2 separate regions of the Mus musculus genome follow, and region 2 is linked to region 1. Evidence: chromatin contacts called from ENCODE Hi-C or POLR2A ChIA-PET data. All regions are on one chromosome and are shown on one strand. Each heading gives the region's core, a stretch centred on a gene start or an enhancer-like site at or near the end of the contact. The rest is flanking DNA. Distances are from core to core; before and after follow the strand shown.

Evidence for each region. Hi-C counts contacts between places; a loop is a spot of excess contacts on that map. ChIA-PET counts read pairs that join two places held with the same protein, here RNA polymerase II (POLR2A).
Region 2: a loop to region 1 is called in a map of T-helper 2 cell, with 2.5 times the contacts of the local background. The contact joins the promoter of Plppr2 here to the promoter of Dock6 in region 1. A Hi-C loop is called at or near these places in 1 of 37 maps with a recorded cell type or tissue (T-helper 2 cell). POLR2A ChIA-PET finds 5 or more read pairs at or near these places in 2 of 5 experiments (both embryonic stem cell).

What each region holds. Positions count from the first base shown.
Region 1 is chr9:21,849,704-21,855,100 of GRCm38, forward strand. Dock6 (dedicator of cytokinesis 6) reads right to left here and starts at 2,932. Exons shown (of 50, transcript NM_177030.3): 1 at 2,842-2,932. The coding sequence starts at 2,885.
Region 2 is chr9:21,935,747-21,941,114 of GRCm38, forward strand. It overlaps Plppr2 (phospholipid phosphatase related 2), which reads left to right and starts at 1,264. Exons shown (of 10, transcript NM_001290299.1): 1 at 1,264-1,412; 2 at 2,649-2,818; 3 at 3,553-3,632; 4 at 4,939-5,127; 5 at 5,256-5,368. The coding sequence starts at 3,567. Ccdc159 (coiled-coil domain containing 159) reads left to right here. Exons shown (of 13, transcript NM_025977.3): 13 at 50-126. The coding sequence ends at 54.

The DNA of each region.
Region 1 (5,397 bases), core at 1,682-4,181:
GCCTTATGCCCCAACTAGGGAGTAACTGGGTAGAAGTGCATGGAGAGGGGAGAGAGAGAGAGAGAGAGAGAGAGAGAGAGAGAGAGAGAGAGAGAGCAAGCCTACATACAGATGGAGGTCAGAGGTCAACTTCATGTGTCCTCAGGAACCATTCATCTTACTGTCTGAGACTGGCCTGGGGCTCTCCATCAGGACAGGACAGTGAGCTCCCGGAAGCCACCATTCTCCAGCCTCAGCTCCCGGAAGCCACTGTTCTCCATGCTCCCAGAGCCCCAAGGTTACCGCTAGTCCCAGCTATTTTGTACTCGGATGTCAGACACTGAACTCAGGGCCTCATGCTTGCATGGTTGTTTACTGACTTCATTATCTTCCTAACCTCCAAAACATCTTTTGAGACAGTCTTGTACAGTCTAGGCTGGCCCCAGTTTCACATTGTAACCAGGCTGGGCTTGTGTTCACAACCAGGCATGCATCATTATGCTGAGCCACCTCCATAGTTCACCCCCAAGTCTAACTGTTTTAGGTGTCCTGGTAGAAGACCTTCCCCCAGACCCCTGGGGGGTCCTCTGTGTAGCCCTGGCCATCCTGGAATGTGACCTGTAGACCAGGCTGACCTCAAACTCACAGATCCACTTTGCCTGTGCCTCCCAAGTGCTGGGATTAAAGGCATTTGCCACCATTGCTGGCAGAAGACATTGCTAAGAACAGAGATAGTCTGCAAAATGGCTCTGCAGGCAAGGGCATTTGCCACCAAGTGTAATGACCTGAATTTGACCTATGCAAAGGGGGAGGGATCGATCACCACCCTCAAGTTGACCTCCAACCTCTCACCTGTGCTGTGACACGTGTGTACACACACACACACACACACACACACACACACACATCATGCAAGAATAAGTGTCGTTTTTTAAAAGCAGTACCACACTGAATTGAATTGACTGGGTTTTAGAAATCAGGCTGCAAGTGCAACAAGAGACACTGTAGCAACTGTGGTGCTCCTCCCAGGCTGGCAAGGGTTACTGGGCCTATCGTTATAACAGGGAAGATGACAAGCCAGACACAGGGGCTGGAGAGATGGCTCCAGCGGTTTGGTTTAGAGCACTGACTGATCTTCCAGAGGTCCTAGGTTCAATTCCCAGCAACCACATGGTGGCTCACAACCATCTGTAATGGGATCAAATATCCTCTTCTGATGTGTCTGAAGATAGTGTACATACATAAAATAAGCAAAACTTTAAAAAGAAAAAAAAGCCAGACTCAGAACTCATATAACAGGGAGCAGAGACAAGAGGATCCCCAGGGCCAGTTCCCTGACCAGTTTATCTGGAGCTCCAGATCCCAGTTGAGTGAGCCTGCCTCAAAAATGAAAATAGAGGGAGGCTGGCAAGATGGCTCAGGAGCAACTTGCTGCTGAGCCTCCTGAGTATAATCCCAGGAAACCAAGTGGAAAGAAAAGGCTCCTTCCTACAAGCATCCTGTCACACACACACACACACACACACACACAACGAGAGTGGTATACACATGTACACACAGTAAGTGAATGCTAGGATAGGGTGAGAACCTTTCTCAAAATAAAGCAAACACAAAAGCAAGGTGCTGTAGATGTGGTTACCATGGAAACTGAGTGTGGCAGGGGGGGCCAGGAGTTCATGGCCGGTCTTGGCTACATAGTGCATCTGAGGTCAGCATGGGCTACGTGACCCCATCCCAGACTAACAAAACACAACAAAGTAAAACCAAGACTCCATTCAGTTGCAGGTTCATCTGGGGTTGTGGGAGAACTCAATAGGTAGGTGAATGTGCAGAAGCATCTATTTATCTACCAGGCTGCTTGGGAAATCTTGGGCTCCCTCACTACATCAAGGCCCAGGATCATTCTGCACATCTTTCCCACCTGAGCTAAAGGCATAAGGACTTAGGAGGCAAGACAACAAACAGAAAACTGCCCAACTGCTCTGCCCCAGATCACAACCCTCCTCTATCCAGAACTCTCTGTGGCTCTCACTTCACTTGGGGTCACAGTCAAAGTCCTTCTGGCCTACAAGGCGTAGGCCCTATAAAATCTATTCCTATTGGTCCCTCTGTGGCCCCAGGGCCTTTGCATTTGCTTCTTTCCTGGATGATGGGCAGATCTCTTCCTTCGCTCCTTTAGGTCTGTGCTTAACTCTACCTGGCCTACCATTGAGACCCTATCCTCCCTTTCCTGTCTTATGCATCCACACCATACCACGGACACATCTATGTTTGTCCCACCAGAGCGAAATCCAAGAATGGGGCAACTTTCTTGTGTCTCCATCAGGGTGGGACCCACAGAGTGGCTTCTCTCACCTAAGGTGGTCAGACAGGTCTCCAGAGGATCGGATACCTGGGATGATTTACCTGGGATGATTTCTAACCTACCCCAGATTTGAGCCTCTCTCACAATCCAGTGTCCATGGAAGGGGATCCCCCAGCATCTGTTGCCTGTCCCTCCCCTGTCTGCCCACCAGCTGGTTCAGTCCCCAGCCCCCTCGGCCCCCTCCCACGCCCAGCCGGTGCTGGGAGAGGCTGGGGCAGGAGACTGAGGGGCTATCCCCAGCTGTCCCCAGCTCCAGACAGCTGGGTCCCGGGACCCTGGGCGGGGGAGGGGTGCGAATTTCCCCAGGCTGGTGAAGGGAAGGACGGCAAGAGGGTCCGAATGCAGCCTAGCACTCTCGGAGCCCGGCCCGCACGGACCCGGGATGCGCTTCCTCCTCCGGGAAGTCCTCGGGGAGCCCGGCACGCCCCCGCTGCCCGCCATCTCCAGCACTCGCCCGTCCCGCCCAGAGTGGCCGTGACCGCGGCCGCTCTCACTACCTGTTGATCTTGTGAGCGAAGGCGCGGCGCTCCGAGGCCGCCATGACGCCCCGCGTCCCGCCGCAGCCTCCCGAGTCTGGGCAGCCGGGCTGGGCGGAGCAGGCGCGCGGGAGAGGCGGGGCCTGTGCTGATGGGGCGGGGCCTGCACTTCGACCCGCCCCAGCCGCGGAACCAAGACGGGAATGACGCGGGGTCTTCTCGGGGCGTGGTGGCGAGGCCGGGCCAACTCTAGGATGGGGAGGAGCCTTCTCTGGAGGGGGCGGGGCTTTCCCTAGATAGGGCGGAGCCTTTTCTGGGATGCCGTGGGGCCAGCATTGAGAGTGGGACAGAAATACTGGGGATGGGGAGGAGACAGCGCTGACAGGAGGATGGAGCAGGCTGTGATCTGGGATGTCGCTGCTCTAGGATAGGGACCGGGACAAGGCTGGAGAGATGAGGATCTTTGTGGGCGTGGCTTATGAGGGACGGTCCTTGATGGGCGGGACGTTGTGAGTGGCTCATCTCTGCGATGGGCTAGGGAGCTGGGGACCAGGCAGAGCAGGGCATGGGGTGGGTGTGGAGCAGGGGCAGGGCATGGAAGGGAGTGTTCCCCTCCCACTGGGGTCAAGATGGGGAAACTGAGTCTTCTGTTGGGCTGGGAAGAAAAAATACGGAACATCAAAACCTGTTAGGTCAGCCGGGCAGTGGTGGCTCATGCCTTTAATCCCAGCACTTAGGAGGCAGAGGCAGGCTAATTTCTGAGTTCGAGGCCAGCCTGGTCTACAGAGTGAGTTCCAAGACAGCCAGGGCTACACAGAGAAACCCTGTCTCGAAAAAACAACACAAAACAAAACAAACAAACAAACAAAAAAGTTAGGTCCTCACTAGTCCCGGAGGCACGCTGCCTAAAAAACAACATCAATGTCACACAATAATTACTAAGGTTTTGTTTATAGTCGCTCAATGGACATAGGTGGGAAGAACTGTTGTTTTCCACTACTGACAAGTGGGTTAACTGAAGCCTAGCAGTGTGGAGGCTTTTACATAGTAGGCCTCAAAAGGTGCTCAAGGGACTTCCTGCCAGTCTCTGGGTTGCAGTAGAGAGGTGGATGAGTCCAGCTAAGCTCAGGGGTGTCACTCTAGGAGGTGTGACTCAGAAAGCCAGTATCGATACCTGAGCGAGCCAGTCCGGAAGTTTCTGATTACCTGAAGTTGTAGGATGTCTTCATTAATTTGTGGCCTTAAATATCTTCCCAACAGCTCCTTTCCCAATAACAGTTTCCTAGAATTTTTTCAGTCCTGGCTCATCTTTGGATATGCCAATTGTCTGCTGCCTCCACACCTTCTCCTGAGTAGCTTCAGCCCTCTGAGCAGTCACGGTCAAAACAGTCTTGGTAGGGTAGGCAGCTGTGCAGCACAGGACATGTCTGCCTCAGAGCTTTTTTGAGTGCTGCTCGTTATCCCACCTATGGATGGATGCTAGCAGGAGCCCCATCTACAGAGGATGAAATTGGAGCCAGAGGGCAGGGTGACTTGCCCCAGTTGCCCAGCAAATCTGTATCAGCTTCTGAAGGCACAGGAAGGAGACCTAGATGGTAGGGGAACCCCCTAGGTATCCATCTGCTCTTGATCTGTGTACACAGCTGTCAGGAGCCCACGCACCTACTCAGCGTGGTCCAGTGGCTTCTGCCTGGGAGATGCAGAATATAACTCCACCCACGACTGTGCTGGGCCACACTCAGTGTTACTCAGGTCCCTGCCTCTTCCTCTGAGGCCAGGTAGGGAACATGGAGCTGGATCCTTCCTGATGCTTCCATTGTGCACTGTCTTGGCGGCATCTGTGTCTCACCTATCCTTCCTTGTGCAGAGCCTCCGTGGCCCACCTCACTTGGGTCATAGTCCATCCCTCCAGGCCTTGCATAAACTGCCCTGTTACCACTCTGTCCTCATAGCCTCCCTCTTGGACTTCAGCCCAACTGTCCTCCTGCTTCCGACCCCTAAATATTCCTTTGAAACACTAGGATGTGGCCTACGCTTATTCCAGGACCTTTCACTGACTGTGGGTTCATCCCCTACCCTCTGCTTGTGAGTGCTAGCTAGCATGCTCTCTTTTACTTGAGAAACCCCAAGACTTGCCCTACTTACATAATGTATCCATGTCAGATTTAAAATGTATCCATATCAGAGTTAAGGTCTGGACTCAATGTATCTGTGTCAGATTAAAAATTGGACACAAAGAGCTTGATGCACACCCCCAAAAGAAAGATGTTGGGTTCCAATCCAGGCCTGGCTGTGTGACCTATAGATCAATTTCTCAACCTCTCGGAGCCTTGATTTTTCTCTTCTGCTCAGTGAGGGCTTCTGGTGAGTCACAGCACAACGCATGAATCTGTGTAGGGGGAGCAGGCCTCCAGAGCCCTGATTCCCTGGAGAAGCTAATAGGAGCCTAACCCCAGCCAGGGGACTTTCAGAGTGGCGCTGGTTTCAGAAAGGGTGGTTTCAAAGATCCCTTCGGGTTAAGATCGTGCCCAGCACCACCCAGGTCCCTGCCAGACCCGATTGTCAAGGCCACACCTC
Region 2 (5,368 bases), core at 14-2,513, 84 kb after region 1:
GAGTTCTCCTGGTTCAAACCAGACCACGACCTACCTTCTCTCCCTGTAGCTTGAGCAGCTGGGACTGCTTGCCCTGAAGATCCCTCCAGAGAGAAAATAAACTAGCTGAGACCTTTCTCCACCCTGGACTTTTGCACCTGCTGGTTCAAGAGTCTGGGGTCCTCCCCATGCCAGATAACTCTGTTATCTCAAAGGATGCAGAGACTGGCATGACAGTGAGACAAGACTTAGGGTGTAATTAGTTGGGCGTGTGATCCAAGGAGGTAGGTGGAAGTAAGCATATCACTTTAAAGTTAATACAGCAAGTATGAAACCAGCCTGAGCCACAGGCGACCTTGTCTCAAAAACAAAGAAATGAGCCAAACAAATGGCTCACTGGGCAAAGGCACTGGCCACCAAATCTGAAGACCTGAGTTTGATCCCAGGGACACTCATAAAGGTAGAGAACTGACTCATGCAAGTTGTCCTCCAATCTATAAATGCACACGGGCACACACCTTGATAAATAAATGTAATTAAAAAAATTTTTTTTAAAGACAGGGTTTCTCTAGCCCTGGCTGTCCTGGAACTCTCTCTGTAGACCAGACTGGCACGGAATTTATAGAGATTCATCTGCCTCTGCCCCCGGAGTGCTGGGATTAAAGGCATGTGGCCACTACTGCCCAGCAAATAAATGCAATTTTAAAAATTTAGAAAACACAAAATCAGGACACCGCTTGCCTAGCATGCAGGAAACTTTGCGTTCCAATCCTATCACACAAACCAGATGTGATGGAATAGGTCTGAAGTTCCAGCACTCAAGGAGATGGAGGCAGGAAAATCCAATGTTCAAGGCTAGTCTTGGCTACAAAGAAAACTGGAGACCAGCTTGAGCTGCCTGAGACCCTTTCTCAAACACAAAAATGGATCTGGGATGCCATGCGGAGAGGCGTACCAGAGAGTGTTCTTTGAAGAGGCCGAGCTCCTCTCTTCGCCTTTTCTACCTAGCTAGTCCTTACTCTATCTCCACTCTTTTTCCCTTCTAATCTCTGCTTCACGTCCTGCACCGCCTCTTTGATTCATGCAAATGAGCGTTTATAGCCCCGCCCCGACATGATCACAACTCCCCGCCCATCTGTGTTATGCAAATTAAGGGCCCAATGGCCCCGCCTGCCTGGCTAACAAGAGGCTTGGGCCCACTCCACACTGGGTTATGCAAATGTGATCGTGCTCCCGCCCCACTGGGTTATGCAAATAAGGCATCCTGTGGCCCCGCCCCCACCTCGATCACGGAGTCTGCGCGGAGCGGCAAGTCCGGCGGTCCAGACTTCATCTCGGTGTCCGCCTGCCTGACCAGCGATCTATCTGACTGTTCTACGGCGCCGGGACCGTGTAGAGGGAGCGAGGGTTCAGGCGGCGGCGGCCTAGACAGGGTGAGGGAGAAGCGTGGGCGCCCCCTCTTTTTAGCCCGGGGAGCTGCCCAGCCTGGACACGCAGGTCCAGACCATGGACATGGGTCCTTCTGATCCTTTCCCTGTGGGTCCATTGCGGCGAGGGGGGGCGAGGGCGATAGGGGGAGGGGAGGCGGCGATCTAGGGCTTTAGATGGGGTTGGGGGAGGGGAGTCTGGAGAAGGGGACCCCCCCCACCCGGGGGGAGACCTCAAGAGCCAGGCCACAGTGCTGCGAGGGTGGCTGTGGGTGAATGATGGTGTAGTTGCCCCTTGTTGGTGTGTGGTTGTGTAACTGGTTGTGTGGCTGTCTGGCTGTGATGGGTTCGGGTGTGTCCACTGATTGTGTGTGTGTGTGTGTGTGTGTGTGTGTGTGTGTGTGTGTGAGAGAGAGAGAGAGAGAGAGAGAGAGAGAGAGAGAGGAGAGAGAGAATATACACTGGTGTGTGTGTGTTGGTGTGGTGTCTAGTTGTGTGATCTGTCATTTTGTAGTTACTGTTGTATTCCTTCTGATGTTGTGTGTCTGTTTTGCAATCCGGCAGGTGTCTGCTCTTACCTGCCTTTTGTGTGTGCTGCAAGTCCCTGTCGCATATATCCCATATATCCCTACCTGACCATGTGGCTGAGACTGTGGGTGGCACACTGTCTCTGCTATGACTGTGGAGAGGGTGTTCATGTGTGTGATTGTCATTGAGCGCCTTGTAACTGGGGGTGTGACTCTGTGACCCATTCTGTGACTCTTATTGTGTGGAGTGACTCTGCTGTGATTCTAAGTGGTTAGCAACCTTGAGTCTATCTATGGTGGTGACTGTATCAGGACAGGGATTTGTGGGGGGCTGGGCTGTCTTTCTGTGTGTCTCTCTGACTGTGTCTTTGAGGGGGTATGTTCCATCCGTGTGGGTGTCTATGACAGGCCATATGCAAACTGTGTGTGTGTGTGTGTGTGTGTGTGTGTGTGTGTGTGTGTGTGTGTTTAGGGGTGCTGGGGATTTGTGTGAATGAGCAAATCTGGTTTGCTCAGCATGAGACAGGCACCCCACACAGTGTGCTTGGCTCTTGCTGTGGAATGGGTGGATGTCATGTTCTGAGATGTCCCTGTGTGTAGTGTTTGGGATGGAGGCCACGCCTGGGTTATATCTTATGTGGGAGTGCCCATATGGGTGACTCTGCACACCTGGAATCTGGTGACCCTCTCTCCAATATGTCATTCTGTGGAGTAGGCCTCAATGGAGCCCTGGATGCACAGTACCCACCTTCATCTGCCTGGGCCTCAGTTTCCACATCCGTGCAATGGAGATGAATGTTCTTGCCTTGCTGGCCTCACGGAGTGGCTGTGAGTTGGTGGCAGTGGAGGTGGATGCCTGGAAGAAGCCCTAGGGCTCTTTCACAGGTGAGACCAGGTGTCAGTAGGTATAAGCTGGCTTGACTGTATTGGCTACTGATGCCTTGGGAATTGAAGTTAGATGTAGGGGGGTTGGTAAGAGGAGACTGGAGAGGCAGCTGGCCTGGGAGGATGGGGGGTGTTCGAGGCAGCTGGGAGAGAGGGAGTGTCTGGCTATCAGCCCACACCAGATCCCACAGCCCATGGGGACAGGGGAGGGAGATGTGGAGGCCATGGTGGAAGAAACTTGGAGAAGGGAGAGGGCAAGAGGCCTGGGATTTCCTGGGCAAAGAAGATGAAGTTCCCTAAAATATGACAAAGGTGTGTACCAAGGAGAGAGGCACCCTTCTCTAAAGGCTGGTTAGAGGTTCCCATAAAAGGCATGGGGTCTGTAGAATTTCTTTAATTGAAGATGTCACTATAGAATCTTTTGAGAGAACCAACCTCTGCAGGTTGCTGTCTGACCTCCACATGAACTGTGTGACACACATGCACAGACTCAACAAATAATAAATGTAACTAAGAAAGAAAGAAAGAAAGAAGAAAGAAGAAAAAGCCTTAGCTCTCTAGTAGGCCTCAAAGCCTACTAGAAGAGGCAGGAATCTCCAGTGAGCAGGAGCAGGGGCCAGCAAGGTGGGAGCTGAACGCAGAGTACAGCCAGGATAAAGAGCAGACCCAGAACTCCATGAAGGCTCACTGTCTCAGTGATGCGCCCCCAAGTTCCCCCGCCTCTCCCTCCACAGGCCCCAGCTTCGCCATGGCTGGAGGGAGACCTCACCTGAAGCGGAGTTTCTCTATCATCCCTTGCTTCGTCTTTGTGGAGGTGAGAACCTCAGAGCCACTCTGAGAAAGGACTCTGTCCCTCTGTCCCTCTGTCCCTCTGCCCCTCAGTCCCTGTCCAGCCTATCTCCCTGCTCCTGCCCCACACTCATCTCCCCACCTTTCTGGCTCCAGCCAGTCCTACCTCTGGCTCTGACCTCTTACACCCCATTACCTCAGCACCTCTGCTGCTGCCCCCTCTCTCTTGAGGCGTGGTGGCAGGACTGGAACCAGAAGCATTCCTCTCTGGATTCTGGCCCTATTTTCCCCTAACCCATCACACTTCGGGACTTTGCATGCCTGAGCCTCAATTTCTTCATCTCTAAAATGTGCATAATTAACAGGGCATGGTGGCACATATGTGTAACCTCAGCTGAAGGAGAAAGATTTTAGGGAAGTCAGGGCCAGCCTGGCCTACATGAGACTGTCTCAAAAAAATGTGTGTATATATATATATATATATATATATATATATATATATATATATATATATATATAGACAGAAAGAGAGAGAAAAGAATGCAAGGCACAGCCATTGTAATGCATACTTGTAATCCTGACATTCAAGAGAAGGAGGCAGAGGCCAGAGAATGTCTGCAAATTCAAGGCCAGTCCATATACATGGTCAGGCCAGCTAGGACTGTGGATGAGAGCCTGTCTCAAAGCAAACTAGCCACACGCACCTTTAATCACAGCACTTGGGAGGCAAAGGCATGTATATTCTGGTGAACTCAAGGCCAGCCTGGTCTACATAGTGAGTTCCAGGCCAGCCAGGGAAACCTTGTTCCAAATAAAACAAAAAAGTTTATCTCAGGCCAGCCTGAGATACATAATGAGATTGTGTAAAAATAATAAGCAAATAAATAGGTAAATAAAACATGGGGTTGAGAATGTGGGTCAGTGACCAGAGATTTGCCTAGCCCATGAAGCCCTGGGTTCTATCTCCAGCACTGAATAAACAAGGTGCACTGACCTACAGCTATAACCCCAGCACTAGGGAGGTGGAAGCAGGAGGATCAGGAGGCAGGTCCAATTCCATAGTGAATTTTAAGCTATCCTGGACTACAGGAAACCTTGTCTCAAAAACAAAACAAAAACTCATTAGAAACAAGATAACGGCACCACTGCTACAGTTGAAGCCTAGCATGTATGAACTCCTTCCTTCTCTCCTCTGCTGTGGTTTCAATATCCATCTTCCACTTTCTCTCTCCCTCCATCTCTCTCCGTTTCCTTGTCTCTGTCTTTGACCTCACAGCCTCTGACCTCTTCCTATCTCTTTTTGCTTCTCTCCGGCCCCTGACTGGCTGCAGTCTGTGTTGCTAGGCATCGTGGTCCTTCTTGCGTACCGCCTGGAGTTCACGGACACCTTCCCTGTGCACACCCAGGGCTTCTTCTGCTATGACAGCGCTTATGCCAAGCCGTATCCCGGGCCTGAGGCTGCCAGCCGAGCGCCCCCTGCCCTCATCTATGCCTTGGTCACTGCTGGGCCCACCCTCACGGTGAGATGGTGTGGATCACCAGGCTGAATGCCAGAGTAGAACCTCCCAGAATGCAGGAAGGCTGGGTTGGAGTTGGTGGAGCCCTGGACTTGAAGGCCAGGAAGACCCCATCTTGGTCTTGTTCACAGATCCTGCTGGGGGAGCTGGCCCGTGCCTTCTTCCCTGCGCCACCCTCCTCCAGTCCTGTCAGTGGGGAGAGCACCATCGTGTCCGGGGCCTGCTGCCGCTTCAGTCCCCCACT